4 separate regions of the Homo sapiens genome follow, and all the other regions are linked to region 4. The links are chromatin loops, found by intact Hi-C in ENCODE. Cell type or tissue: ascending aorta. All regions are shown on one strand.

Region 1 (8,000 bases), 510 kb before region 4:
TCCTGGATTCAAGCAGTTCTCTGGCCTCAGTAGCTAGGAGTACAGGCGTTTGCCGCCACACCCAGCTAATTTTTGTATTTTTGGTAAAGACGGGGTTTCACCATATCGGCTAGGCTGGTTTCGAACTCCTGACCTCAAATGATCCACCCACCTCGGCCTCCCCGAGTGTTGGGATTACAGGTGTGAGCCACCTCACCTGGCCATATTCTTGAAGGGTGGAGGAATACATACATCATTTTAAAGCTGTGTGACAAATTCTCTTTTTGTACTGTCTTGCTCAGTCTCTTAATCTGGCTCCTCTTTCCTCCTCTTCTCCCAGCCCTCTTACATGTTAACAGTATTCCCTAGTGTTCTGATTTGGGTCTACCCCTTCCAAGTTCTGTTCTTGGTTCCTAAAATGTTCTTGATTTCAGCACCTTCTCCTTTTATTTTTTACCTTTGATTGAGGACTGAATCTCTTGCCAACATTAGCCTTTACTGGTCTCTTTGCCTTCAGTTTTTTTTGTTGTTGTTTTGTTTTTCCTGTCTTTCATTTATTCTGTATATTAAAAAAGTGATCCTTTCTAGTAATTAGAATTTAATTAATTAGATTGTGTCACTTTTCTATTTTATGGCTCCCTGTGACCTACAGAATGAAATCCAAATGACAGCATCTGCAAACTCTTATTTCCCACTACTTCACACGTCCTACTTCTGCTCTAGCAGAGTCATTTTGTGCGGGCATACTCCATGATGTTGCATGTCTGTGTACTTAGAAGCTTATTCCTTCTACCTGGAATGCCTTTTACCCTGCATCTCTTGGCAGATTTCTCTTATTCCTTATGGATGTGTCTTAAGTGCTGTTTCCTCCTTAGATAGTTTATGAAGCTGCTTTGATAAAAAGAAAAGCAGGTCTGAATGATAAGATCAGGGTATACATGTTTTGAAATAGTATAAATGGTTAGTAAATGTTGATTGCTCAGGCCATGATACAGACTTCTAAAGATTATAACATTTCACTTGTCATTGATTGTTTAATGTTGAGATGGTGGCAAACAAAAGTAGGTATATGGGTTATAAAACCAAACAGAGTATACGTAATGGCTTTGTGGAGCTTTTCTTCCCCCGCCCCCCCCTCCATTATATGCACACTGGGGATTTATTTTAGTTATTTATTTACCATATAAAGCTTTGAATATTTCTTTGCAACAGGGGTAAGTAGTCTAGAAATTAAAATACCCTTTAACAGAGAGACTTACATATCCATAACTTCCAAATGTGAAAGAGATAGTATAGTTACAGAATTTATTATTTTTTTGGATGTACTTGTATTTTGGGGGGATGCAAATGATGAATGGGCTGTTTTCTGCCTTTGTTTCTCATCCATTTAGAATCTACTGTTATATATTAATTTATCACTTTTCCCCCTATAAAAATGGTTGCCTACACAAATGAGATTTCAGTGAGGTTTTATGGATAATGCTTCTCTAGTGTAGAATCGTTTAGTTAATTTATATAAGTATATGAATAAAAACTGATTGAGAAATATAGTTACCATCTCTGCTTGACAATGGTGAGAAGAGCTAAGTTGGTATGTTTTTAAAATGCAGAATGACTCTTGATTTCTCAGTCTTTTCCACTACAGAGCAAATTTAGTAGGAAGAAGAGATTAGGATACCATCTATAGGTGATTTTATATCAGCGTAAAATATGCAAGGCAATTTAGACTAGTGGTTCTCAAATTTTTCAATCTTAGGACCCCTTCATACTTAAAATGTTTTTGAAGACCTCTACAAGCTTTTGTTTTTGTGAAATAATTAACAGTATTTAACATATTAGAAGTCAAAATTCAAACATTTAAGTATATATATATATTTAAAATAAACTCATTACATTAACGCAAATGCCATAAATAGAATACTATTTTTCAAAACAAAAAACAATTTAGTGAGAAGACTGGCATTATTTTACACTTCTGCAAATTTCTTTAATGTCTGGTTTAATGGAATACAGCAGGATTCCCGTATCTGCTTCTGCATTACATCTTTTGTGATGGATTGTTTCATTTCAAGTATATGAAAAAAAGTTTCACACATGCATGTTGGAAAAGAGGAGTATTTTGCCTTTTCAGATAATTGTGGATATTCTTTTTTGATACTAGACCAAAGCTCAACAAGTGATAGTTTCTTAAAGGTTAGTTGCCATGAATAATCTGAATGTATCAATTAATTTTTTACTCTATTACATTAAAATCTACTGGTTTATCTTGCAGATTGAATGATTCTTTTACCTGTATGTGATTTTGTAATTTTAACTTATTAGTTATTTGGAAAATAATTGATTCATTGAGTTGTATAGATCTTCCAAATGTTGACACATCTCATTATAAGATAGCTAAAGATCACATATGTTGATATCACCACCAGTGTCATCAGAAAAACTTATAGTACTATATTGAGAAGCTGTTAAGCTCACAGAATCACATAAAACTTTTCTCATGTTCTAATTTTAGGGTGAAAACTTGAATTTTATCATTGGCAACAAATATTGTCAGTTATTTTCACTGAAATGGCAAGTTATCTTTTTTATAGTTGAGAAAATGTCTGCCAAATACTCAAGTCTGATAACTCTAGTTTGATAACTCTAGTTTGTATATTAGTCATTTTTTTCAAGTAAAAATTGTGTCCCATTAAAAATGTGCAAATTCAACTCAAAAGTCAGTTACCTAGGTGTTTTTCCTGAGACATCCATTGTACTTTGGATATGCAGTAGACGTGCTTTATATGTACTGCCTATTTCCTCCCACAGAATACTAGAGCACGTACTCCAGGGTAGAGATTTAATAAAATTAATAGTTTTAATGGCTTCACAAAGGACATTCTTTAGTGACATTGGCTTTTTACTGTTATTGTGTGATGGTGAAGAATAAGACTATTACACTAGTGTGATTTGCTACCACTGCCTTGACTTAAGGTAACAGTAGTTTCACCCTCACTGCTTTTGAACCATTGGTGCAAATGTTAACATAGTCAAAAAGGCAAGTAACATATCAGTATAATTATGAAAGTAATTTTGGGCCTCCGAAAACTCCCATGGGTTCATCGACCACTTTAAGAACCTCTGATGTAGACTTTGAAAAGAAGGAAGTCCTCTAATTTCATAATTTCATTTCTCAATACCTGATATACTTTTTTAGATAGAAGACCATTTTTGAAAATCTTTATCATTTTTAATCATTCTGGTTTCATATAGTAAGAATAGCTAGCATTCTATTGAATATTTGTTATATGCCAGCTATAGGTACTATTATGACCTACATTTTACAGATGAGGAAATAAACGCACCACGTGAAGTGCTTAAAGCCACACGCCAGAGCCCAGCTTGTTTTTTTAACTTTTATGCTTCATGTGCAAGTGACTTTAGTTGTTTAGTCTTTGCTACATTGTTTATTCTTTTCTATCTCTATATCAGGAAAGAAATTATATTCCTGTTCTTTTTTTTTTTTTAAGAGACAGTGTCTCACTGTGTTGCCCAAGCTGGAGTGCAGTGGCATGCTCCTCACTGCAGCCTTGAACTCCTGAGCTCTAGTGATCACCAGCCTCCTGAATAGCTGAATAGTTAGTGGTATTTTTTTGAGGAAGCCAAAAACAAAGTGCAGAGTGCTTTTTAAATAGAGATCTTTAGGTTGAAAAATTTTTTTTACATGTATTATATCCTTTAGTCTTTAAAACAATCCTGTGTAGAATACAGAATGGCTAATATTCCCATCTCGTAAATGATAGATCTGACACTAAAGTTTGTGACTTATTAAAGGTTGCAAAGGTACTCAGAGATAGAGCCTGGACTGGAACCTCTACATCTTGTAATTCAAATTAAGAATTCTTTTTGGTATACTGTGCTGCTTGGTATTTTTAAATACCAAGGTCATGGCTGTTGAATACTTTTTTGTTAGAGCCCCTTTGTTACTGTTGCTGTAATGAATTTAGCTGAAACAAAAACCTTGTCTTTAATACTGTTTCTACTTAGAATATTTCTAGTTAGAATATAGTATTTCTTGGGAAGTGAAATCTTGTTCAGATTTTAAAATATTACCCTGTTTAACTGAAAATAGATTGTAAAGCACACATAATTATTTTACAGTTACTAATTACATGCTAATTTCCCTGTAAGTCCAAAACCCATATTTTTCCTGACATAAGTTGTGTTACTTTATGTTGTGGTCTGTTATGCAGAATTAAGCCAGTAAGATCATTTTCAGATGTTTGTCACCCCTAGAACATTTTTCACATTTAAATATATTTATTGCTTGTGAGATTTGGATTTTCTTTTGTGTTTATATTTGTATGTCAAGAAACAAAGGCCTTTGATATAATAATGTGTAAGCCTGTTAGCAATTATAACCATTAAAAACACTAACATCTATCAGTGCTGATGGTAAACTTTGCTTTATAAAAAAGCACATCACAGGAACTGGCCTCTATTTTTCAAGTGATTATAATTTACCATAATCTCCTTTGGTGTTGACGAAAGTGATCTGTAGCCATCTAGTGGGTGCAGACGTCAGTAGGATCTAGGTTTTAGACGCTTTATATAAAAAGAACAGCAAGAAAGTGTGGTGCATGGAGTTGATTTAGAGGATAGAATTAGCAATTCATATGTGTTTTACAGAGAAATTCATTATCATAATTTTTGATTTTTCTTTCCTTCTTTTAAGGCTTCTCATTTCTTTTGGGGATTGTGGGCTTTGATTCAAGCCAAATACTCCACTATTGAGTTTGATTTCCTTGGGTAAGTTAAATTTTATTATATGATTACATTGGTCTCTGCTTTTGTTTGGATTAACATTAAGAATTCACAGGGAATATTGTAGTTATTTGCAATCAATTATAAAAGTTGTATACACTTAGTAATTGGTCTGTGAAGAAATTGCTATAAGCTGTTAAGTGCTCGCAGGATTAGAAAAGTGTCCAGTAGGTGGTGCAATAAACTAAAAATATGTCCTTTGAAAATCTTAAACTTTAAGAAAACCAGCTTAGAGGACTGAGTGAAAATAAGGGAAGGACCAAGTTTTTCAGCTTTGACTAATTTTTTTGTTGTTCTCTTTTCTCACTAGGTATGCAATTGTTCGTTTTAACCAGTACTTTAAAATGAAGCCTGAGGTTACTGCATTAAAAGTGCCTGAGTAAAGAAGAGATTTAATTATTCTCCAGTAGCTGAGCAATGCTTGTGAATCTTTTCTTAAGAAATCCCAAAAAGCCAATATTAGTTAAAATTCTGTTGTTTAATTTGGTTATCTTGCTTTATAAATTATGCCTCTAAACAATCAAATCTATTTTTGAAATAGACTGAATGATGTCAAGAAATATACCTACTGCTATCCGTATGTGGTGGATTAGAAATGTGTTAAATCTGCAAAAGGTATAAAGATGTCAGTTTAATTTCTTTGATAATTTAACCTATGTTGTATGTGAATTATTTATTATAAACTTAGCACGATTCTGTGACTGTTTTTCTCTGTTTCACGTTCGTTGAGTGTAAGCAATGAAAATGTCCCAAATAAGTTTTTTAAGTTTTACTTTAATAAGATTAATTTCAGTAAACATTCTAGTTGTTCAGTGTAACCTTTTTATCTTGATGCATTGTAAGTAAAATGAATCATTTACTCTTGAAATGCCAGTCATTGACTGATGTAGATAATTTAGGATTTTCATATAAAAATAGCTGTTTAGGAAGGTGAAATACATTCACTGTCTCTGTTGGTGGTACATCTTGTTGAATTCAATATTAGAAAGTATTTCTTTTTGGGGTAATATAACTTAGAATTAAATCCCTGTTTCTCTATGTAGTCTGGCAGTATAAATATAAATATTTACCATATAATCTTGGAATAAGTATTAGTTAATGTTACCAAAATCTGTATTAAATAATGTTTTCAAATGCTAAATATGGTCGTTACTATTTTCAGTTTTAAAAATTTTATAGTATCAAATTGTTTCTAACCAAAAATTTCCTTTTACTTCTAGAGATGCTTTATGTTTTTGATTATTAAATAGTCACTAGTATTGCTAATTTTTGAAACAAATACACAAAATTTATCATATGTAGAAATAAGAAAATATTGTTTAGGTTAATTATTTTTTACCTATCCAGAGTCATTCCTTACATTTCAGTTTCATGTTTCATTCCTCACATTTTAGTTTCATGTTTTAGTTTGATTCTATGTTTTTAGACTGATAGCAAATGATTACTTGATACATGTAAGTTCAGCGTTATATGTTGAGGCAGTTATATAATTAAATAAGGAACACTTAGGGCATTGATCTTGTACACTTAAAATCTGACAAATGACAAAATGTGAATTAAGCATAAATAGTCATGGCAGGAGGGCTTTTGTTTATTTCTCTTGTTTTTGTTTAACTGTATTTTTAATTTTGTCTGGTGGTAAGAGGGAGGTAATTATTGTATGGAAAGAAGTTAGATCTTTCAGATAGATAAATAGGCTTCAGGTTTTGAAGTCTGCTCTGTGTAGTTGAGCAGTCATGGTTAACTTTACTTAGAAAATTAGTCTGACAAGCTTTGCACTTCGGTCACATAAGTGCCCATGTACAAAGTTGGCTTACTGGATCTGCATATTCAAAATATGCAACTACAAATTTATCCTCTGAGAAATCTTCTGAGGAGTCTAATGTATTCCAAATGACTTAATATTCTCAGACAAATGCTTTAAAATACTTGGATTATCTCAAGATTTTTGAAGCTAATAAAGTAAATAGAAACACAGGCCATTTTAAATGGTAAATTCTAGTTACATAAATATAATCTTAAAGTATGTTTGTATCTGTAACAGTGTTAGACCAGATTTGGTTTCTACCTCCCCAATGTTATAAATGTTCACTTTTGTTTTTATAAACCATATTACTGTAAGATCAATAGAACTTTGCCTAGTTAAGTGAATGGAACCAATTAAACAACTAGTAGCTTTTTATAATGTTAGTGTGAACTTGAAAAATTGTTTTTGGTGGAATTTTTGTCTGTGGTTAGAACATTTTCATAAAACAGATAAAGAATGTGTAATACTCTTAATTTTTTTTTTTTTTTTTTTTTTTTTTTTGCTTTCTGCCTTCTAAAGTGCAACAGTATATATCTTGTAGAACTGTGGGAGGAGAGAAGATAATTTTTCTACCTTACTCCATATTCTTACTTCAAACTATTTTGAATAGAGGTTCACTGAGCCATTGCTGATAGACTGTGCATAGCTACTAGCTGTCACACTATTGTAGGTTTTTTGGAGAGATTCATAGGGAAGTGAATGTAACCAGGAATAAAGGCTCTCACTTTAGCTCTGGGACTATGCAGTGGATCTTGGGAACAAAATAAGATATCTAATCTATTTTCCCCATTCTGGCTAGATTTTGGTTGTTGTGATGCTCCTACTTCCTGTATAGGTTTTTGGGATCATGGTGCAGGCTAGTAATAGGATTCAGAATTGCTTCCCTTTTATATCGACCATGTAAGGGATTCTAAAGGAGGGTAAATCTCAAAGTGCTCTGAAATCATCCCTCTAAAATCTGTCCTGTGGTGTGCTAAGATGTCTGTTGCCTTTTTATGTTAAGCTAAGGAACTTGAATGCCTTACCTAATAACTCAACTAGTAGTAAGCTCATTTTGTAAATATGAAAATGGCTGTAAGAAGTGGCATTCATGTATATTCAATGTTAGTCAATAGACCATAGTGGCCTGGATGCTTTAACAAGCCAAATTCCGCAATTTTTTTTCCTTTTTTCCCCTTCATACTTGTATGATCTCACCTGACCAGTGATTTCTTTTCCTCCTAACCCCATGCTACCACCATTTTCTGGAAATCAAAGAGATGTGGTAGTAAATCATACAGTACACACGATCATCTGAGATCAATATGAGCACAAAACTCATCAAGTAGGTCTGCCTGGAATGTATATAAAAAATGTAAATAAAAATTTGTAAATTAGTGTGAACTGTATCTTGCATATGAGACTGTGTATT
Region 2 (8,000 bases), 470 kb before region 4:
TCACTGCAAGCTCTGCCTCCCGGATTCACGCCATTCTCCTGCCTCAGCCTCCCGAGTAGCTGGGACTACAGGCGCCTGCCACCACGACTGGATAATTTTTTGTATTTTTAGTAGATACGGGGTTTCATCTTGTTAGCCAGGATGGTCTCGATTTCCTGACCTCGTGATCCGCCTGCCTTGGCCTCCCAAAGTGCTGGGATTACAGCAGTGAGCCACCGCACCCGGCCAATGCCTAGGTTTTTATATGCTTCTAGTCCTGGGAGTTGATGGTACATTCTGCATAAAAAACCCTTGTCAGCTTAACATTGTTCATCCTGAAGCTGACCTATTATAGATGTCCATTTGTTTGTCTTTACATCTCAGATGAAGCAAGCACCCACAAAAAGGTTCGTGTGTGTGTGTTTGTGTTTGTGAGTGTGTGTAAACTTTTAGCTCTTTTAGTAATTCAGAGCTTCTGTGAGTTACTCTTAGAAATCTTCTTCAAATAAAATCCTTAACTTCCAGCAATGAGCACAGGTTAGAGCTAAGGTATCTAAACTGAGACAAATAAGCAGTATGAAAGAAAACTGGGAATATGAGGATTTTAAAATTTATTTCAGCCTTGGTGATAAGCAGACATTCTTTCTCTTTGTCTAGACCTTCGTATTAGTCAGCCATTGCTAAAATAATGCCGTATACCAAACTGTCCAGAACTCAGTGGCTTACCACAAGCGTTAGTTTTCTTGGTTCATAGGCCTGCAAGTGTTTTGGGGTAGATCTGCTTCAGGATGTCATTGGTGAGCCTTGGCTCTAGGCTCCAGGTTGAGTTTAGGTTTGCTCCGTATGTTTCTTCATTGTCCTTGTCCAGCACCAATCTCAGGAATGCAAGATGACAAGTCAAATTACACAATTTACAAAATTAGAAAACAGACTTTACTCTTGTATTTGTGTGACATGTGTTAACATCTCATTGATCAATGCTAGTCACGTGGTCAAGCCCAATATCAATGGGGTGGAGAAATGTACTCTGCCCACTACAGTGCATCAGAAAGTTACATGGCAGAAGGCAGTGAGTGAAGACCCGAGAGCAATAATCTAATCTACCACAGCCTTTCATATATGATGATTAAATGAGATAACATTATTATGAAGTGCTTAAAACATAGCAAATGCGCAGTAGGGTTTTTTGTTACTATTGTTATTATTTTATGTAAGATGAAGGTATTAAACTAGTTGATTTTTAGAATCCTCGATATATTTACATTTTTATGATTTTGTTTTTCAGTTTACCATTTAAGATTTCTTCTCTTTTTCCTTCTTTGTCCCTCTTTTTCTTTTCTATTATAATATAAACAATAATAACTTCAGCTTATACTTCCAGATTTTGGCTTTAATTAACAAATCTCTTTGGTATTGGTATGATTACATTCTTGTAATCTTTAATACCCTTAGAATCTTTAACTGCTGTAAAATTCAGTGCTGTGCCTGGTTGAAGAAACATGGGTTGTTTATTTACTCTTCCGTGTCTGCACTGGTTGAATGTTACGTTGTGCAGAAAACTGCTTTTGATTCAAACAGGCAACATGATTTCAGACCTAATTACTACAGAAGTAATTGCTCCTTGGCAAATGGGGCCTGCCAGTCTGCCCAGACTTTGAATGTCAAAGAGCCAACTGGAATACAGGGCATGTTCAGATCCTCTAATGGAAATCCATTGACCGTCTTGGTGTGACAGTCCAAAGGACTAGGGCTTTAGCCATCAAAATGTAAAATGGGACTCTCCAAATCCCTGTTTCATCTAAGGCCTCCAGATAATAGTTGCACCATGTAACATTTTGAGAAGATGGTGCTATAAACTGATTTTGCAGATCACCTATATTCAATCTGTGAAAGAAATGGAAGAGATCAAAAGATACTGATTGGAGATTAAAGAAAAAATCTTAGAGTTTTTAGTATGCTGCTGATACCCTGCCTTCATGGCTATGGAGTAAGAGGAAGAGGCTTCCTCCTCACCTAAAGTCAAGCAAAATAGGCTTCCCAGGGATAAATTGAGGTTTCTGATAGGATTCCCTGCTGTTTGGGGGATACAGTGGACTGGTATCTGACACATGGTTAAAGCACCTAAAAGCAAGATGCTCTGGCCAAAGCTTCCTGCTTTGTTGGTGCGACAGGGAATGACACGTGAGTCTTTTTCATGGATCAAATGTGAGCAACAAGTGAGAGAGAAAGCCATCCTTAAACTGCCCTAAGCCCTGCCCATGTATCTGATAGAGGGAAGGCAAGGAGACCTCAATAGAAAAGGCTGAAGGTGTACAGTGAAAGTCAGGTGCTCAGGGAATTGTGAATCACCAGCTAGAGGAAATGAATCCACCTAGTTCTGTAGGTGAGACATCTCCAGCGATGACAGGAGCTCTTCAAAGAACGCTTAATGCATCTCATGAGCAAGAATTAACCAGCCAGGGGGAAAGAGGGTCAGGTTGCATCAATATTGGTCAGGTAAGACCTTTCTCTCTGTAACCTTACCTCTCTTCCTTTCCTACCCCGGCCCCTAGTCCCACCTTCAATCTTGCATGGGGGAAGGACGCTTATTGAGTGAGGGAGAAGAGATGGAGAAGCAGGAGGGGAAACTAAGAAGAGGTTGAAGGTGCAGGCCCAAACTGGGGGAGGAGATCCCCAGTCGGAGAGGAGAGAAATTTTAACTTTAAACTCTATGGTTTTTGACTTGACTTTTAATTGTAACATGAGACTCTTTCAGGCAAAATGATTTTATTATCTGAAAATGCCAGGAAAAACCAGTTTCACCTTCTCAGAATTTCTTCCAGGAGCAGAGGAAGAACTTGCCCCATAGAATGAACCAGGGTTGAGGTGGGTGTTGATAACAGTTGTTTTATATTTGCACCCAACTAGTTCACACTATCAGAGCGAGAGCATTTTGTTTTGTTTTGCTTCGTTTCTCTCCAGGCAGTTCCCTGACTCTCCATTCCAAAGACAGTGTTTTTCAATTCCTACTCACCCCGTGTACTATATTCCCTCTCCAGCAGAAAGCACGGAAGAAACTTGGAGGTAGGAGCGGAGGATGTATGAAAATTGAAAAGTTACCCAACCAATGACTTCCATTTCTAGCACCAGCACCTCATTTGAAAATTTCTCCTACAGATAGACCATTAAAGATTCCTTTAAATAGTTCCCCAATGTGACCATCAGAATCACTTGGAAAGATTTTTTTTAAATGACGTATTTCCCTTTCTGGTGGTGACTACATATCCATGAGAACATGCCTCTCACAAAAGACCTCTTTTATCCCTCTCCAGAAGAGGAAACACAAGGAGTGCCTGATGCAGAGCCCCAGGCACTTCATGGATATGAAATACCCAGGATGCTATAAAATCGCCAGGGTCTTTAGCCAGGCACAAACAGTAGTTTTATGTGTTGGTGGCTCCACTGTTCTCTGCCAGCCTACAGGAGAAAAAGCAAGCCTTACAGAAGAATGTTCCTTCAGGAGGAAGCAGCATTAAATCACCCTCTATCAAGATGAATAGGAACCATCTTGATAAGCATATTCTGTATTTAAAAGGAATTACAGATAACTATGCTCCATCCTGGATCCACTGACTGAGAATCTCTGGGAAGTTTAGGAAATGTCTTCTAAATCTTTTGAACAATTGTGGCCAACTGGGCTACAAGTTGGGCATTTGGGAAGATGGGTGGGACATTTTGAGGGTGCTGGAATCTGCGGTAAATTTATTGCTCTGAAAAGACCATGTATTCAGGTGAAAGGAGTCAGGCGTAAAGAGTTTTTGCTGTTTTCTATTTTTTCCCCCTTCATCTTTAGAACATTTAGATTGCTATTTTAAGTCACTGGATGGATGTTAGAGTGTTTACTGGATTGGTCTTTTTCCACTGTATTGGAATATTACTTCTGTTCTAGTGGCTTTTTGGCCATCTGGTAATTCTGTGGATGGGAGCAAAAATGGAAAACAGAGGGCACTATTAGCCCGCAACTCCAAAACATAACAGTTGTCTGACTTTCCACCAATCCTGCCAAAACTAGGCCAATGACAATATTGTTTCTAACCCACATGCCTCCCTCAGGCCAATTTGGAAACCCATCCCTTGTAGCAGAACAAGTCTGTCACTAAATGGAAAAGGATCAATAGGTTAAAAAATAAAGATTAGGTCCAGGAGTTTTGCCAGCATCAAGAAATATGCTCCATCAGGAAAGCTGGGTGTAGGAGAATAATAATTCTAATTTTCTTTGTCTTTTTCTTTGGAACTCTTTGCAGTTGTTGAATAAGGACCAAATGAAATGCAATGCACTGCTTTATTAGTGTTCTCTTAGCCAGTATACTAATTATTTTTCCTGACAAATGTCTGTGAAGAGGGTGTTAGAGTAGCCTGATTTATGGCTACTTTGCTTTGCAAGTCATATGCTCATGTTAGGAAAGCACAAATAGAAGAATATTTTAAGTGCCAAAAATATGAAATGTTAAACTTTATTTTTGAGTGACTTTATTTTTGTTCTTGATTTAGAAGCATTAATATATTTTTTTGACAACTGAACAGTGAGGGAGATCTTTTGGCTGGTGTGAATTCTTATAGGCTAGAGAGAAATACATTTATCTACTTCTTGAGTTTTGAGTAGGTTGTTGAGAAATTTTAGATAACGTACCTTCTATACCCACTTAGACACTGGGAGATAGGGGGACTGGGGAATGGCATTTTATTGTACCCAGGTTGAAGGACAAGAATTGGTTTGTTTGAGGGGTGAAGGAAAGAAGGTGATAATTATTCTTAAATGACTGAAGGGTTGTCATAGGAAAGACTTTTGCGATGCTCCAGGGGACAGAACTACAACCTTCTCCTTCACTGCCCATACTGAGTTGATTACTAAATACTGATGAGAATCTTATTTCATATCTCTCGGATCTGTTGATTCATCCACATCCTCACTTCTGCTACCTTAGCCTAGACATATTTTCTCTTGCAGGAGGAGGGAACAGAGAGAGGGCAGGAGGAAGAGTGGGGAAGAAACTCATACACTGTTTACAGGTATCCTCTTGTTCTTTCTTATGTTTTCTCTTTTCTCTGATTCATTCTCTTTACTTCACTCAGAATAATTTTTCAAGTCAGAAAGCGAATCATGTCACTTGTTCACATAATATTTTCTACTGACTCCCCATTGCCTGGGGAATAAAGTCTGAGCCCCTCATTGTGATGTACAAGTCGCTTCTTAATATGTGTCTTACAGATTTTTGCCAGTCTTAGCATCTACTCCACAACTTTAATTTTGGACATACAGAGCTACTAGAGGTTTCCTAAATGTCCTTCTCTTCTATGCTTCTGTGCCTGTATCCATACTCTTCCTGGTACCTGGAATGTTGTTTCTCTTTTGATTCCTATTCATCTTTTAGGGCATCCTCCTCCAGTTTCTCAAAGCATTCTGTACATCCATACATTGGCATTTATTAATTCTGTCATCAGACCCTCTGTCCCTACCTCCAGGATACCGTGAGTTCCCTGAAGGCAGTTGTGTCTCTATCCCCAGCTCCTAGCACAGTGTGTTTCTGCAAGAAGCTCTGTTGAAGCTATTTACAGGAGGATTTCATCTTAATGTGGGTTAGAACTTTTAATCAATTATGGCTGTTCAAAAATTGAAGAGGCTGTCTGATACAGAGGAGGTGCTTAGCAAATAAGTAGAATATTGAATGAGCTGTGAACACTTGAATTTTCCTATCACCAGGAAGTACTCAAGTCAACTTAGACAGGCTTATTGAAACACTGTAAGAAGTGTTTCATGATGAACCATTGAAAAATTTCCAAGAGTTATTGCACTGTACTTTTACTATATATATGTGTAAAATACACATGCACACATGTATTTTGAGCTATATAGATCAGATTATATAAGAAGTATAAAATAATATATATTTTGTTATATATAATTTTGTATATAAAATAACATATATTTTATGTTATATATAATTTTATATATAAAATAACTGATTTTTTCCAGGTCATAATTCTTTCCCTTTTTTCTTGTTTGAAGAACAGTCAACTGTGAATATTATCTAAGATATTATTTTTCTTACTTTCAGCACTAGGGCTGTTTATACCTTTTCAGTTCCCTTAAACAAGTCTTCAGGGTAATTCTGGCTGCTATTGACAACTAAAGTACCTACATGATGGGAGCAGATTAGAAAAAGTAAATAGTTTGGAGAGGAAAAAAAATCCCATATTTTCTCCTCAAAGTTAGAGAAAAAGAAAATTATGCAAAAAGGGAAAATATGTAAGTCTCATAATTTTTAAGACTAACATATATGACAATTTATAAAATTATCTCTTTGAATATAGCACATTATGTCGCTTTATTGTTCATCCAACTTATCAAAACATCACAAGTTATATAGGAAAGGTACTACCAATTATTATGATGTGTCCCTCAGTATAGGCAAATACTAACCTTGACATGTAGTGGTAATCTTGATACTATCTTTGAGATAAACCGTATGTCCTGAAAGAAACTTGTCTATACAAGGTCAGGATAATATTACAGACAGGCACAATGGAGGTATAATTAGAGATAGATGAGGTGACAAAAATTACAAAGTCTCAAGCAAGACAAGTTTATTTCTCCATCATATAAGAGCGTGGAGAGAGTCCTGGGAGAGTAGGTGACTGCTCGAAAAACATATTCAGCCAACCATGTTCCAACTGATACTTTGCAGTCTGTGCCTGGATCACCTGGAGGGTTTTTCTTTTAAAACACAGTGCTGGGTCCCAACTCCAGAGTTCCTGACTGAACAGTTCAGGGGTGGGGCTTGAGAATTTGCATTCTCAAGTTTTCGGGGGAAGCTGTTGCTGCTGGTCAGGGAAGTACACTTGAAAATGCACTACCCTATGGTGCTGTCCTCATCTGGACCAGCCCATGGGAAAAGAAAAACAGAAAAAGATATGATCTGGAGATAATGCACACTTTTTTGCTGAGATTCTTTTAGGCAGATCAGAGTCAAATGGCCTCACCTATCTCCAAGAAAAATAAAAATGCAGCAGCTTCCATTATTAAAGGGAAGAAGAAATCATTCCAATATTGAGTCTTCTGACATGTGAACAAGATATAGCTCTCCAGTTATTAGGGTTTTCTGTAATTCTCTCAGCAATGTTTTGTGGTTTTCGGGTACAAGTCTTTCACATCTTTTATCAGATTTATTTTTAAGTATTTCATAGTTTCGGTGGTATTACATGTGGTATTTTTAATTTTTGAGTGTTTCTTACACATATAGAAATACAATTCAATTGTCATTCTCTTCAAATTGATCTAAAGATTTAATACAAATCCAATTAAAGCTTAGCAGGTCTCTTTTTGGGTCAAAATTGACAAGCTGATTCTAAAATTCATGTGGAAAGGCAGAGGACCTAGAATAGTCAACATGAAGAAATTGGAAGGCTAATATCACCTGATGTCGAGATTTATTATAAAGTAATCAGTTATGGAGATGGAATATCTAGTAAAAGCACTGTTGAAGTAGAAATTATCACTATTACTACATCTTTCCTTCTTCTTATTCTACCCTCAGACTCTCAGGGCATGAATACTATGGTTTTATGGACTGAATGTTTGTGTCCCCACCCCCACACCCCCATTTACATGTTGAGGCCCAAAGGGTGGGGTCCTATGATGAGATTAGTGCCCTTATAAGAAGAGGCACCAGAGAGCTTGTTCTTTCTCTCTCTGCCATGTGAGAATACCATGAGAAGCTAGGCTGTCTCCAACTCAGGAAAAGAGACTTCACCAGAAACTGACCATGCTGGCATCCTTGTCTCAGACTTCTGGCCTCCAGAAATGTAAGCAAATAACTTTTTCTTGTTTAAGCCACACAGTCTATGGTATTTTGTTATGGCAGCCCGAGCTAACTAAGACAATGGTAAAGACATAAGGATAGACAAATAGGTCAATGAAACAGAACACAGTACAGAAAAAGACCCACATATACATGGACAACTGATTTTTGACAAAGGTGCAG
Region 3 (8,000 bases), 170 kb after region 4:
CTTGCCCTAGATGACCTATGTTCTAGAGCTCAGAAGACATGGATTTTTGTCCTGATTCCTCCACTGTTTTGATTAACTAGTGCTATGTAACAAATTACCCTTAATCTTAAGGGCTTTAAAAAATTAAATTTCTTATGATTCTGTGGGTTGGCAACACTTAGCTGAGCCCAGTCTGGAGGGTGATAACCTACGTGCTGCATTTATCAGGGGGGTCACCTGGGGTTGGGACACTGGGTCAGCTGGATGCTGTCTCTCTCTGTGATGTGTCATAACAACTCCCTCTCTTTGTGGCATCTTCATTTGATCTCTTTTACAGCGTAGCCAGACTTCTAAATGGGGTTAAGGGATTCCAAGAGCACAAAAGCAGAAGTTTCCAGGTCATCTTAAAGCTTAGGCCTGGAAGTAGCACAGTGTCACTTTTGCCAAATACTATTCATTACTGTGAGTTGCAGATTCAAGGAGAAGAGACCACACTACTTTATCACAAATAGTGTAACCTAAATAATTGTTTCCTCAAGTGTCAAACTAAGACATTGGACTATGTTAAAGTCCACCTTTAATAGTTCAAAGTTCCCTGAGCTGTTCAATACATTATTTCATGAAAATGATCTCCAAAACCCATAAAGTCTTAAGCTTATTTTCAAATCCACATTGAACATCTTTGATGTCTGATGGAATTGGCAGGCATCTCAAATGAGCACATTTTTAACTGCGATCTTACTTTTATATCTGCTCTTACCCCCATAGTCCCTATTTCAATTGATGGCACCTCACACTCCTAGTCATCCTTGTCTGGAAACTGGAAATCATTCTTGACTCCTCTTCCCAAAAACATCCACTAATCAGTAAGTAATAACCATACAACGAAGAAGGTACTATGATTATCCCCACTTTTTAAATGAAGAAAATAAGACACAGAGAGGTTATAAACTGCCTAATGTCACAGAACTAAGCAGAGAAGCCTTGTTCTTAATTATGATGTTGTTCTAGGAACAGTGACCTCAACAGCTCCCAAAAGGATGAGAAGATTTGAATTTCAACTTCATTATTGTAAAGACATGAATTTTTTTGGAAAGTATAATAGACACACTTAGATTGTGTAAGAGATAATTCATAAAATTTTTCAGTTAATAGTGTAGCTCTAGGAGCATGACTTTAGGAAAAGAATCAACTGGCCATCTTAAAAATACTTTGTAGCCAATCATCACACACACAAACATTCACGCGTGTGCACACACACACACACACATATCCCAGCACTTTGGGAGGCCAAGGCGGGTGGATCATGAGGTCAAGAGATGGACCATCCTGGCCAACATGGTGAAACCCCATCTCCACTAAAAATACAAAAATTAGCTGGGCATGGTGGTGCGCACCTGTAGTCCCAGCTACTTGGGAGGCTGAGGCAGGAGAATTGCTTGAACCCAGGAGGCAAAGGTTGCAGTGAGCTGAGATCACGCCATTGCACTCTAGCCTGGTTACAGAGAGAGACTCTGTCAAAAAAAAAAAAGAAAAAAGAAAACCACATTTTGCTTTAGTTAACTTATTAATTATATGGAGGGGTATAATATAAATTCTGTTTCACAGATGAGGAAGACTAAGATGTTCACGTTAAATGACTCAGCCCAGGGGAGCTGGCACTAGAATCAAGTGTAGAAACTGCTAGCAATGAGTAGCTAATAATTAATTAGCTGAAGGAACTGGACATATGGCCTAGGTTAAAATTATTCAGAAGGCCATGATGCTGAGGTCAGACTCTCAGTAACACAATTAATCTGTTACTTTGTATCTATTTTAGTTAAAACCATTGCAGAAAACTGAAGAATGTTAAGCAAGGATCATGTGCTACAAACTTGAACTAAGAAATAGTTTTGAAACTATTTTTAATACAATGTTTGTGTTGGGGGTGTAAGATAAGGTTCCTGAGACACTTGAAGTATATATAAAGGCTTTTCTGGAAATAAGGGAAACTATTCTTGGAAATGTTTCTTCTCCTGAGAGTGAAATAAATCAACAAATTACTATTTAAAGCATGCGAATAATCCCCTTCCCCCAACTTTTTCAAATTGCTTGTTATGGCTTTGCATATTTTTTTCCACAATTTTTCACTGCCAAAAGAAAAATACCACATTGGCAAGGATAAGGAAATTTTCCTTGCAGCCACTGAATGGTTACAGTGTGGCTTGTCACACTCTCTCTCTTCTTGTCTTCTGGCTGCCGTTTGACAGTAGGACCCTCCCTTAGGACAAGGAAATAATTTCTTCCATCTTTGGTGTCTCCTGATGATATATATCAAAGACAATCAGGAAAGAACTTCACAAAGACTTAATAATCACTTATCTATATGGTTTCCCCAAATTCATGAGCTTTCGTTTCACTCAAAGATTGCTTAACTTCCTTAAACATTCCTCAGAGCTGCCCTCTGTTTGTGGTTCCCAATTTCATCCAGGCTTAATGTAAGCTACCATTTAGTTTATATTACCTTCTCCTCCATCCTAGCCTTCTGGCAGTCCATAAGTCTACTATATCTAAATTCATCCATTGCTTGCTATTAAACTCCACTAAATTTATATGTCAAAAATACACATTCATTACAACGAAAACAGAAGAATACAGAAATGTCCATTCCTCCTACTGCCCCAAATTAAGTGTGGAACATTTTTTTTTCTTGCCACATATTCATCTAAAGCCAAGTCATGAGGAGACAGCAGAAGAGGGTTATGAGGATGCTTCGATCTGAGGCTCAGCGTAAATTGTCCACTTCACAACCCTATCCCAAGTGACCCAGTCAGAGTGCTTTCTCATGACATTTCTGGCCTCATCCCAGGGAAACCATAAAATCTTCTGTATAATGCGTAGTTCAGTTGTGTTTTCATCTAATAGAGATAAATTATCTGAGTTTATATTTAGGAAAACAGAAACATTTTACTAATATATTTGGTCCAAACTCTAAAGCCAAAAAAGAGTGAATAAAGGGATCATCAAATTTTAGGGCTGAAAGTGACTTCAGAGAGTATTATAGTCCAAGTCCTAAAGATCCCTCAAAAATCCATCCTCTGTTGTCTTTCTCCACTGTTACTGCCTCCATGTCAGTGGTGTCATCTCCCATGTGGGCTACCGATTCCTCTCCCACTTTCCTGACATCAGGCATCACCCCCTCTCCCCGCCAACCACCCCCCCGCCTTCCACCACCACACACACGCTCGCTGGCAGAGTCCTTTTACTGAGACAGAGGCCTCACCTTATTCCCTGGCTTACAAATCTCCAATGATTTGCCATTCCCTGTTGGATGAAACCTAAACAAAACAGCGTAGGCTTTCCAAACTGTTCCAACATCCCTTACAAAGCTTATCTCTATCCCCTTCCTTCTACCCTATGTTCCGACAGGCCAGACATTTCACTGTTGCCCCAAAAGCATCATGGCTCTTCACAACTTCTCACCTTTGCACAGACTGTAATCTCTGTCTACCTGCCCTCTCCTACTCCTCCCAATAAACTCTTTATCTTTAAAGACCCAAATCAAAATCTGTCTTTTTATGGAGCCTTTACCATTACTCACAGGGCAAGTCGGTGTGTAGTGACTCTATGCTTCACTACCACTTTGTACATATATGTCCACAAGACCACCTGCCATGCTACATCAGGACTGAATTTACCTCCCCCTACTGGACATCCAGCATAGGGGTCGTATCTTTCTGTCTCGCATCTTTCTGTCTTGATTAGTGCTTGCGTAGCAGAGGCACTATACCATTCTCTCTCTCTCTTTTTTTAATATTTAAAATTTTAATATTTGAAAAAAAAAAAGGAGTCTCGCTCTGTTGCCCAGGCTGGATTTCAGTGACACAATCTCGGCTCACTGCAACCTCTGCCTCCCGGGTTTAAGCAATTCTCCTGGCTCAGCCTCCCGAGTAGCTGGGACTACAGGCACCTGCCACCATGCCCAGCTAATTTTTTGTATTTTTAGTAGAGACGGGGTTTTGGCGTCTTAGCCAGGATGGTCTCGATCTCCTGACCCTGTGATCTGCCCACCTCGGCCTCCAGAAGTGCTGAGATTACAGGCATGAGCCACCGCGCCCAGCCAGCACTATAGTTTTCATTCATTCATTCATCTTCTGAATAAACATGACTGATATACACAGTGTTAGTACTGAAGAACATATCAGACATGGCTTCTGCTGTCATATAGATTATAATTAAGTTGGGGAGACAGACACTAGACAAACACAAATGAATATACAATTACTGTCTGTGATATGTACTTTTATAGAAAAGAGCAGAGCACAAGAAAGAGAATAAGGAATGGATAGAATAGCTAATTTAGATGGGGGGTGTGGGTGGCAGGAAAGATATCTCTGAGAATGTGGCATATAAGCTGGAATCTGAAGGATGAGGAGAGGGTAGCCAAGAAAAGAGTGAGAAAAAGCCTGTGTGAAGGTCTCGAGGCAGGAATGAGCTTGTGAAAGGAATTGGAAATAGGTCCAAGCAGCTAAAACCGATTGAGCGAGGGGAGTAGATGGTGGAGAGGCTGGAGGGACAGGCAGGGCCAAATCACAAAGGGTGGGGAATGTATCAGAAGTGCCTTGGGAAGCCCTCCAGGTGTTCATAAATGTTGAATGTAAGTTCCATGAACAGAGGGCACATTACCTTTGGAGTAACAAAAGACTTCGTTCCTCAGAGATACTGGATGAGAGTTGAATTGAGCTAATGCTAGGATACAGGGCCTGAGCAGGGAAGAAGTTATCACTTATTCTTACAGAGTGAAATTATTGCAAGTACCCCGTGGCAAGCTGACTTTATTTGTCACCAAGACCTACAGTTCCAAGTATCTGAAAAATTATGAATCACCCCCTTATGACTGAGAAAAGCATGGAATATGTCCTCAAAGGAGCAATATTCTGATGAAGTACTAGGTCACAAGTGTTGTATAACTAGCACATAATAAGCAGCACAGTAGACAGAGATCTTCACTCTAATTCAAAAAGTCACTTCCAACTCAATCTGCCTAAGATGGAACATACCCTCCTCAGTCTCCCAACCTCCCATTGCTACTTATGTCCGTCAGGCCTCCTCCCAGCATTCCATGTCTCAGTGCATGTCAGTCCCATAAATTCCAGATATCAGCACTGATACTTTCCTGGCCCTCATCACCCATAAACAATTCATCACTAATTCCTGCTTATTTTACTTCCTAAAGATCTCTCAAATCTGTCAACATTCCTCCACCTCCACCACCATCACAGTTAAAGCTGTTATCACCTCTTGCTGAAACCACCTTTGTAAAATGATGACAGGATGAGAAATCTGACTCTATCTTGCTTCTGATCTCCAAGCTGTCCTTGGTCATTCCTGGGCATAGACCAAGTTAACTTTGGGGGGAATTTAGTTGATAGTTTAACGTGAAAGCAAGGGTGATAAGAGTTCCTCCTTAAAACTCACCCCATCTTTGCTCAGGGACCAAAAGCCACTTTTGTAAGACTAATCAAAGTTCTCAAGAATAGGATTATGGGAGGGGCCTGAGCTCTACAAAGATGTAGGTGTAGCTTCTATTATCATTTACTACTCAGGAGTCATGTGGCCAGAGGTCACAAGATTTGTGACTTCCCCAATCGCTTCTATAGATAACATTGCTATTGCAGAACCTAAGATGGGCTTTTTGAGATGTTTTTTGGACTGACCCCACCTGGACTCATGACTCATGGCTCAACTCATCCTGTGTCACCACCCAGAGGCTGACTTGGTGCATGGGGACAATTTTCTACATCCCTCCGATTTCATCTCTGACCAGTCAGTAGCACTCATTCCCTAGCCCCCACCAAATTGTCCATAAAAACCCTAACCTTTGACTGTCCAGGGAGAGTGATTTGAGTGATAACTCCAGTTCTTCTATGTGGGTCAGCTTCGTGTCAATAAAACTTTCTCTACTGCAATGCCAGGGTCTCAGTGAATTGACTTTGCCTGTGCAGTGGGCAGGAAGAACCCGTCAGATAAATACATTGCCTGGACTTCTGCAATAGCCTACTAATGGATCTCCACTCTCAACTCTTCAACCCTCATATGTTTATTCTTTATCCCGAAGTCAGAAGAAGCTCTAAAAATGCAAGCTGGTGGCCAGGCATGGTGGCTCATGCCTGTAATCCTAGCACTTTGGGAGGCAGAGGTGGGCGGATCATGAGGTCAGGAGATTGAGACCATCCTGGCTAACACAGTGAAACCCCGCCTCTACTAAAAATACAAAAAAAATTAGCCGGGCGTGGTGGCAGACGCCTGTAGTCCCAGCTACTTGGGAGGCCGGGGCAGGAGAATGGCGTGAACCCAGGAGGCGGAGCTCGCAGTGAGTTGAGATCATACCACTGCACTCCAGCCTGGGTGACAGAGCGAGACTCCATCTCAAAAAAAAAAAAAAAAAAAAAAAAATTCAAGTTGGTTCATCCTCACCCTTGCCAGTGCTTAAGACAAACTTGCAGAACAAAGTTTACTGTGTACTGTGACTTTGGATACACTAACTTGTCTAGGTTCTGTGTGTTCTTGCTTCTGTATACCTTTCTAGCTTCATCCTGTCTTAAGTTTCCCCCAGCCTCTGTGAGCCTGCCACATTGACTGTCATACAGTTTCATGAAGGCAGTGTATTCTATCTTTCCACCAAACCTTTATACAAAATGTTCCATCTGTTTGGAAAGATCTACCCACTCTTTGCCTTGCTAACACATATGATTTTCATAGGTCAGTTCAACCACTACTGAACTAAGTAAATCTTCCATTGCATCTTTAACTATTGCAAGTCCCCTGGGTCAATCTGAAATCATCAGAAGAATTAGAACCCAATTTAAAATAATTTACTGAAGCACAAAGCTGATATACACATCTGGGTAACACAGACTCCAAAGGAATGAGGTCAGTGCTCAGAAGCTGAAAAGTTAAGGTCTTGCTTATATAGGCAGAAAACAAAGAAATTTAACAGAATAACACATTTCCAAATAAGGCTAGTTCATGAATTACAGCAACTTCATTAGTTACAGCTTGTTTTCTCTTTTTTTTTTTTTTGTTACAATTTAACAGAGTATATTTAACACTCCATCTTAGACAATGTGATTAGTTGTGGGGTCTTTGTATAAGGGAAGTAAGAGGGAAGTTAATCTGCAAGGAAGATCAACAGTTAAGAGAGAAGAAGTCTTCTCTGGCATCGATTAGTCTTTCACAACATCTTAAAAAACAATGTAGGTAAAGAAAACACTAGTCTATAATCAGTGGAAATAAGGTTACAGTTCTCTAGGTTATAGCTGCCTGTCACATCACTCAAGTTTCTTAATTATATTTCTTTAAGGCTCAAAATAATTTAAAGATACAACAGCTTTGATTCTGAATTACTTATTTTCACACCTGTAGTACTTTGTCATAGAGCTCTATGTACCCACCTTGCATAACCTGTAGTTGATGTTTTAGATTTGATTAAGGTGTATGTCTCTCACTATACCACAAATTCTAAATAGCATAAATCCTGTCTGCCTTGATTCTTTATTACATCCTGATTGCCTAGAATGTGGTAGGTACACAAAAATATCTATTTATTGAAGAAGTTAATGCTTATCAGTAGAAAATCATTGCCTGGGTGAAATGAAGTGCTCCTCTTCCCCACTCTGTGCTTTACCAGCCTCTAAACCTGTTTCTTCTCTGGGGTCTCTAAGAGACCTCTTAATAAGTCTGGGAGGAATAAAACTCTCCTCTCACTCAATTTTTTAAAATTCATTAACATACGTCTGCTGATTTCCTATACTAAATATCAGGTAATTGTACCATTGCTGAGTTTAGACAATCAACTTATATTCACTTACAGCGATGCAGAGTTGACCCTCTCCATGCCCACTCTTGCCCCATTTTTCTTGGTTCTCTAGCTTCCCCAGAATGCATCCAGAGATGACTTTCTAAAATGAAAAATTACCTAGCTCCACAATTTCACTCAGGTTAATGTACAAACTCTTTCTAAGGCCTTTTATGAGTTGGCC
Region 4 (8,000 bases):
TAATAATAATCATGTTCAATGAAAAATTGTCTTCCTGCCAATCACTCATCTAAGTGAAATATTTAAATTATTCAGTCCTTACCACCACATTAGGAAGTTGGTGTTATTATCATCTCACTTTGTGGAGGAGGAAACTGAGGTATGGATGGGTCAAGTAACTTGCCCAAAGTCATATAGTCAGCAAGTGGCAAATGTAGAATGTGAATTCAGACAATCTGGATCCTGAGTCTGTGTTGTCAATCCTTACCCTGCACACACAAAATACACTAAGGCAAGTGCCTGTACCCCAGCCAGCCCACACTGCCTTTTGGTGATTACTGTAAACTGGCAAGGAGGAGTTTGGGCATTTTCCTCTGATTACCTTCTTTGGCCATAACACAGATCGCACCCGTGAAAAATTGCTCCATGCTCTTCTACATCCAAGGCCACTCCCTATCTTCTGGGAGGCACCTTGGGTTCCTCTGACTCCCTCTATTCCACATCCAGCCAGTCACCAGATCCCACAGATCCCAAAGCACTTTTTCTCTCCGTTCCCGGTGTCCTGGCCTTGGCTCCAGCCTGAAACACTTCCCTCCAGCCTAGCTCAATATGTGCCTGAAAAATGTCGGTGTCTTATTGACCTGCTCCAATCCCTCCTCCACATTGCCACCAGAACATCCTCCTAACATAGAACTCTGACCATATTGTTCTTCCACCTGAAGTCCTTTTATGACTCTTCAGTGGCTTCAAAGAAATCCCCAAGCTTCTTAGCCGAGTCATGCAAATGCCATGACCTGCCCACTTATCTCTAGCTATTTCCCCATACAGACTCCATCCTTCATTTCCACTCTACTCTTTCATTTGCTTAAACCTGCCATGTTCTTTTATTCCTCCATGCCTTTATGATGCTATTTGTTCCCCTTGGAAAGACCTTCCCTCTTTTTTGGTTCTGCCTGTTAAATCCCTATTCATCCATTGGAACTCTGGCCAAGGACCATGCAGTCTGGGAAACTTTCTCTGTTACCCTCCATTTCACTCACAGAATCTGAGCTTCATCGCCTCCCTTCCCACTAGTCATAAGTGTGTTAAGGGAAGGGTCTATGCGTTATTTATCTTGGTAACTCCAGCTTTGAGTGGACAAGCTAGTTAAATAGAGAGTGATTGCTTTGCCATTATTGACACAGCCTTAATAACTACCTGCCTACAAAACAAAGCTAAATATAAAAACCCTCAATGGCAAAAACAAACAAACAAACAAGCAAATATAATGGAACTAGAAGATCATCAGATTAAACTCTTTTCTTTCAGGGGATTCTAGGAATGATGTACATGAAGAATAAGACTGTGTATCCTTTTCCCATAGTTAGAAAATGAACAACCATCTAAAAAATACAAATCTTTTGTACTGATAAGGCCCTCATATCAATCATTCAGGACCTAAAACTGAGACATTAAAGCATATAAATATTTACAAGAATTCTGCATAAAGGCAGAAATAGCTGGTTATTTCTAAGCCTTAGAAGGCATAACTATAAATATTTTTCACAAAGGAACCATATACAAGGGAAAGAATTCAGCCAACTCTTGTGGATGGGTGAGGTCACTAACTAGCTTGGCTACCCTCTTTTGAGAAACACTTTAGTACTTTTGGGGTGTGGTCAATAAAAAAAAGAACTTAACTGAGATCAGAAGATTGAACAAGGGTGATTTCTTAAAGATTTTTCTCCTTCCTTCTTTGGTGCCAACTTTTTAAACACGCGTTACAATTAAGTTGTAATTGCTTATTTCCCATGTCTGAACAAGGCAGGTGGTTCCCTAATATTGCATATTAATCCTAATTCAATTTATTGCCTTACAAGTAAAATTTGGCCCTAAAATGAGGATGGCAAGTAAAAATTCAAAGTTGATCACTAATGTTATTTTTAATTATTGCTTTAATATTATTAAAAATTAAATTCCAGAGTTGTATGAAGTGTTTTCCCATAACAGTTTTAAGTAAGTGTTTCTTTTCAGCACTTCTATCCTAGAAATCCTAGCCTAGGTAACTGAAGCAAGTTTACAAAAAATAATGCATTGGCAAGAGAGGTAGAAGTTCAAAAATCTAATTTCATTCCCTCATTTGGCTGAAAACCCAAGCTCATCCTTATCACAATTTCATCTTTTGTTCTCTTCATCTTACCTGTGAACCCCATATACTCGCAGCTTTGGGGCATAGTCCCAATGTTCCTTGAGCCTCCCTCATCAACTTCTTCACCACTGTCCTGCCTGAGTTTGGCCTTGTTTTCGCCCTGGTTACCAATGCAATTTCAATGAGAAGGTAAATGAATTGAGAACATGCACTCCGGGTGAACAAGGGGGTGCTGGGCATGGAAACTTCATGACTCCTACAACTTGCAAAGGGCACCTATGCCTTTTGAAATTATGAGAAGACTTAGAAATGATGAGAAAACATAGCACCCCACAAGCATGGACTTGGGAGGCCATATGGTTGGGACAGTGGGGAAGGTATCTAGTGCTAGTTGGAACACTTAGCTTGTCTTTTCCCCAAGGCCCGGGTGCTGGTGGGAGAGATGAGGAAGAGAATGAGTCATAGCAAGGCTGAGGTAAGAGGCCCCACAGTTGTCCTTGGAGAAGCCAAAGAGGTTCAGGTCAGAAGATGGATAACACATTTTTCTTTTATTTATTTATTTATTATATTTTAAGTTCTGTGATACATGTGCAGAATGTGCAGGTTTGTTACATAGGTATACACGTGCCATGGTGGTGGTTTGCTGCACCCATCAACCCATCATCTACATTAGATATTTCTCCTAATGCTATCCCTCCCCTAGCCCCCCACCCCCCAACAGGCCCCTCCCTGTGTCCATGTGTTCTCATTGTTCAACGCACAATTATGAGTGAGAAGATGCCATGTTTGGTTATCTGTTCCTATGTTAGTTTGCTGAGAATGATGGTTTCTAGCTTCATCCATGTCCCTGCAAAGGACATGAACTCATTCCTTTTTATGGCTGCATAGTATTCCATGGTGTATAGGTGCCACATTTTCTTTATCCAGTCTATCATTGATGGGCATTTGGGTTGGTTCCAAGTCTTTGCTATTGTAAATGGTACTGCAATAAACATATGTGTGCATGTGTCTTTAGAGCAGAATGATTTGTAATCCTCTCGGTTATAAGTAATGGAATTGCTGTGTCAAATGCCGTTTCTGGTTCTAGATCCTTGAGGAATCGCCACACTGTCTTCCACAATGGTTGAACTAATTTACACTCCCACCAACAGTGCAAAAGCGTTCCTATTTCTCCACATCCTCTCCAGCATCTGTTGCTTCCTGACTTTTTAATGATCGCCATTCTAACTGGCATGAGATGGTATCTCCTTGTGGTTTTGATTTCCATTTCTCTAATGATCAGTGATGATGAGCTTTTTTTCATATGTTTGTTGGCTGCATAAATGTCTACTTTTGAGAAATGTCTGTTCATAGCCTTTGCCCACTTTTTGATGGGGTTGTTTGTTTTTTTCTTGTAACTTTGTTTCAGTTCCTTGTAGATTCTGGGTATCGGCCCTTTGTCAGGTGGATAGATTGCAATAAAATACCTAGGGATTGCTAGAACAACATTCTTGCTGTTCCTCTTGTCAATGGACTGAAGGCAGATCTGGCTGTTCACACACTATGGCTATAGCACATGCTTTTTTGGAGCGCTGGTCCTCTGTTCTTTGAGTGGATTCAGATTGCACATTGAAAAGCAATTGGATTTTCCTGATTCTTCCTCTTAGTTTCCATCCTATTCCTTTCTTTTTCAGCATTTCTATAAATTTGTGATTTCATTTTTGTCCATTAACCCACTTATTGTCTGTATTCTGTCAGGATACCGTAAGCTCCATAAAGACAGAGATCACCGAGTATCTATAGCATGGTATAGTCCACGGCATATTGTCAAAAGTCAATACATTTTTGATGATGAAACATGTAAATCATTTATTTCATCAAAAATAGCTAGGGAGTCATTATTCTAATCTAACAGGCCCCAGTTTCTGGTACCTAGGACTGGCTTCCCCACAAATGCTGTATGGTGACTAGAACCTACCGGAGGTGCTACGTAGGACACGTTACAGACACAGGCCCCGTCTTCAGCATGTTAATGATCTAAAAAACCTAGTGCAAACAAATTTCACATCAATGCATGCTTAGTATGGATTAAATCCATTGTGCTTCTGGGACTGTTTTGGAAAAGTGTGAGAGCTCAGTCTTATTGATCTCCATGATCTTGAAATCCCTTATGACCAAGAGCTGCTGCTGCAGATTATTCTCTTCCCTGGAGTCTCTCACATTTCTCGATGTGAGTGTGTGAAAAGGTTCAAGCATCAAACAAAGTCCCAGTTTTACAATGTCTTGCAGATTAAAAAAATAAATAGATTAGGCCTATTCTATTACAACCAGGAATGGGAAGTAGCTATTAAATCATTCCCTGAAGGTATTTTTATTTTGTTGACTCATGAGAGTTGGCTCTCGCTCCTCCAAAGCATGCTGGAGCCATATTTGGAGAACTTGGAGCTGGTGAGTTTACTTATGTGCGGAAAATATTGAGATATTTTTTACATTCTTTGCTAAATCATTTTGGTTTTTTTAAAACAATCGGTACTCCTCCTACTTTTTCTTGCATTTATTCATATAACTAAATAAAGACTTAGCTCCGTTTGTCAGTGAACTGAAACCAACATCATGTTTGCTTTTTAAGCAAAATCATAACTTTCCATCTCAACACTGATCTCTTAATGAGACCTTTTGAGAGCAAATAATTGCCATAGTCATGTTATCTGAAGATGTCAGAATTCCCACATAAAAGTTGTTACTTAAATTAAAATAGTGCGTTGACATTAAACATTAATAACACAATGACAATAAAGATAAATAATTCATTTTTGTGACACAAAACCCCTAATAGGTTTCAAAACCTGGGTATTCCCAAGTCACATCCAGTAATACCTATGCAAACTTAACATATTAAATTAGCCTGGAAATCTTGTAGGCAGAAAAGAAAAGCTGCCCTTCTGAGCTTTCTGCTATTTCCTGCCTCTCGTCAGGCTGGAAATGTTTGAGGACTGCCTTTCTCCTGGTATTTCAACGTGCTGGCTTCTGGTCCCAGATGGAACCAAGAAAAGCAGAGGAGTGTGAAAAATAAAAATATTTTCAGTGTTGTTAACCCAACCTTTTAAAGTCTTAAGAGATTTCCTTTGGATTGGTAAAAGAAACTATTAGAATTTAGGGGTGCTGCTTTCCCCCCAGGCCAGATAACACATGTTCTCTTGTTTCTAATGTCATAAAATATACCTGAAAGTAACTAAAAGTCAGATCATCTGCAGGTTCAGCTGAGCGATTTGGCTCTTTAAAAAATTATTATTCTTTAAGTGCAGATCCTTCCCTGTTCATGGAAGTTTCTAAAAATGTCTAGTCCTGCTGTGCAAGCGCAAGGGTGAGCTCTGTTTAGGGCCTGTAAGGCTCATGGTCTTCTAACATCTTGTAGCAGGCTCATTGCACATCAGAAAAAAACAATGAAGGTAATAGTCCTATCTACACTATAAGAAAACAGAAAGGAGACTTGAGCTAGGTCTTCGCCACAAAATAGACTAAGGCAAGAAATGCGGATTTCTCAAAAAATAACCAACCAACATTTTTTAAAATCTCAATTATCTTCAGAATTTTTATACCAACACAGATACGCCAGCTATCTTTATTTGCTTTTTTAATTCTTTTGAATTAAAGTTTCTGGATAATAGTTATTTTGATTCTTCTTATTTTATCTAGGGGAGCCAAGATGGTCACTTTGAGCACCAGAGGTTATAAATTTTTTTTAAGAGATGAAGAATCTAAGCCCTATCGAGTTCTTACTGAGTACTAGAGATTGTCCTAGTCACATGTATGTATTATTCTCTTTTAATTTGGAATCACTTCTGATTATACGAATAGTACTGCTAACAGTATGGTAGACTGAATAATGGACCTCAAGGATATCTACATCCTAATCCCCAGAACCTTTGAATATGTAACCTTACATGGCAAAAGTGACTTTGCACCTGTGATTAAAGAATCTGAGACAGGGAAGTTACCCTGCATTCTATGGATGGGCCTAATTCAATCACAATATTCCTTATAAGATGGAGGCAAGAAAGTAACAGTTAGCGAGAGAAGATGAGACAACAGAAGCAGAGGTCAGAGATGAGAGAAGTATGCTGATGACTTTGAAGAGGGAAGAAGGGACCACAAGCCAAGGAATGCAGGCTGCCTTTAGAACCTGGAAAAGGCAAGGAAACAGATTTTCCCCTAAACCTCCAGAAGGAATCAGCTGCTGATATTCTGACCTTAGCCCAGTGAGATTGACCTTGGACTTTTGACCCCTGGAACTGTGAGAGAATAAATTCACTTCATTTTCAGTCACTAAATCTATGGTAATTTGTTAAAGCAGAAAGAGAAAACTTACACAAACACTTGTTAAATGTTTTCTATGTTGCACTCACTGAGCTAATCACTTTATATATTAAGCCATTTAGTGTTAAGAGCCATCGTTTAATTTTGACTGGTGAGAAGGATTAAGAATCCCTGGGTGAATAAGTAGTGGTACTGGGATTCAGTACTGGGGTTCAGTGCTGGGATTCAGTGAGGGTTTACCTAATATTTGCATCACTTGTACTTAGTGAAATAGCAAGATCAGAACTCTATTAGTATTACTGGGATTCAGTGAGGGTTTGCCTACTATTTGCATCACTTGTACTTAGAGAAGTACCAAGATCAGAACTCTATTACCATTTAAAAAAAAATTTAAAACTCTGCAAGGCCAGCATTTTTTGCATTTATAGATGGGAACATTGTAGCTTAAAAAGGTGAAGTAACTTGCCAAAGGTCATGGAACTAAAAAGTTGGAGCCAAGGTTTGAATAATAGACAGTCCACCCTAAATTCATGCATGTAATCACTACCGGAATGTAGAAGTATCGCAGGCCTCAAAATACCATTATGAATCACCATAGGGAGGAAAGCTGCCCATCGGTCAAAAGCAGTTACATGGGTTGTTTCATGAGAAAGAAATAAACTTATTTTGTAAACCACTGAAAATTTTGTGTTTGCTATAGCCATTGATGTTAGCCTAGGTAATAAACATCAACACAGTCTGTTCTTTCTTCAATCCTTTGACTTTCCTGAGGCCTGTTCTACCCAATCTTTGTGTATCACTGAACATTAATACAACTATACTATAGAATCCACAGTTCACACTGAAATTTAACTGGTGGTTCCAACGTTATCCTTCATAGTGTTTCCCCTGCTCCGGGATCCAATCAAGGAGCATGCATTGCATTTAGATTTCATCTCTTTTCAGCATTCTTAAATTAGAAATGGCCCCTCAGCCTTTCTTTATCTTCCTTGGCCTAATATTTCTGAAGAGTGTATTTGGTTACATTTTAGAATATGTCCCTTCTTTTGGGCTTTTCTGTTTCTTCTCGTGATCATGTTCATACAAGGTATGGTTAAAACTATAAACAAAAGCAAAGATCTCATAACATTCCAAATGTGAATATTAAATACAATCAGGCACTAGATAATTTACGTTAGGACCCTCACCTATCAATGGGAGTATTCATTCAAACTCTGAAACTCATAAATACAAGGTAAGTGTGCCATTGGAGATTTCTCAGTAATTTTTACAGACTCTCAACTTGACAAAGATAAATAAGTCTCTTGCTTGTGTTGGATTTGCTTTTGCCTAGGCTCCCTAAAAAGCAGAGCCTGAGTCAAGGGTTAAGTGCTGATGCCTTATTGGGAGCCACAAATCCAAGGAAGCAAGGGTGAGACCGAGGCAAGGATGCAGAAAGAATGGGAAGCAATGTGATGTGGTGCATTATGCTCAGCCTCCACTTCTAGATGAAACTCAGAGACCCAGAAGATTACTTAGCGGGAACGTCTGCTCAGCAGCACACATGATACTTCTCTGGACAGACTATATGTCAAAGCCTCAGGGCAGTTCACAAACT

The links. A loop is a pair of places that touch in the nucleus more often than their neighbours do. Peaks named below come from ENCODE experiments on the same cell type or tissue, not always from the same donor. Only the 100,000 strongest peaks of a DNase experiment are listed, where the experiment ranks them.
Region 1: it touches region 4 in a loop (4-fold over the local background); 4 of 110 quality-filtered maps call a loop at or near these places.
Region 2: it touches region 4 in a loop (2.8-fold over the local background); 2 of 110 quality-filtered maps call a loop at or near these places.
Region 3: it touches region 4 in a loop (2.7-fold over the local background); 6 of 110 quality-filtered maps call a loop at or near these places.

Annotation. Positions count from the first base shown.
Region 1 is chr12:22,679,790-22,687,789 of GRCh38, forward strand. It overlaps ETNK1 (ethanolamine kinase 1), which reads left to right. Exons shown (of 8, transcript NM_018638.5): 7 at 4,694-4,767; 8 at 5,093-8,000. The coding sequence ends at 5,165. Among named protein-coding and RNA genes, the nearest start is that of LINC02955, 16 kb to the right of the region's middle. In ascending aorta, a CTCF peak has its summit at 4,937 (motif pointing right); no DNase peak of the experiment used is centred here; H3K4me3 peaks cover 262 bases; H3K27ac peaks cover 1,416 bases.
Region 2 is chr12:22,718,976-22,726,975 of GRCh38, forward strand. All of the region lies in intron 1 of LINC02955 (long intergenic non-protein coding RNA 2955), which reads left to right. It also overlaps the pseudogene RPS27P22. Among named protein-coding and RNA genes, the nearest start is that of LINC02955, 23 kb to the left of the region's middle. In ascending aorta, a CTCF peak has its summit at 3,973; a DNase peak (open chromatin) is centred at 4,019; H3K27ac peaks cover 2,224 bases.
Region 3 is chr12:23,358,518-23,366,517 of GRCh38, forward strand. No RefSeq gene overlaps it. Among named protein-coding and RNA genes, the nearest start is that of SOX5, 590 kb to the right of the region's middle. In ascending aorta, a CTCF peak has its summit at 3,665 (motif pointing left); a DNase peak (open chromatin) is centred at 1,644; H3K4me3 peaks cover 436 bases; H3K27ac peaks cover 3,420 bases.
Region 4 is chr12:23,193,007-23,201,006 of GRCh38, forward strand. No RefSeq gene overlaps it. Among named protein-coding and RNA genes, the nearest start is that of LINC02955, 500 kb to the left of the region's middle. In ascending aorta, no CTCF peak of the experiment used is centred here; a DNase peak (open chromatin) is centred at 4,495; H3K4me3 peaks cover 1,141 bases; H3K27ac peaks cover 2,390 bases.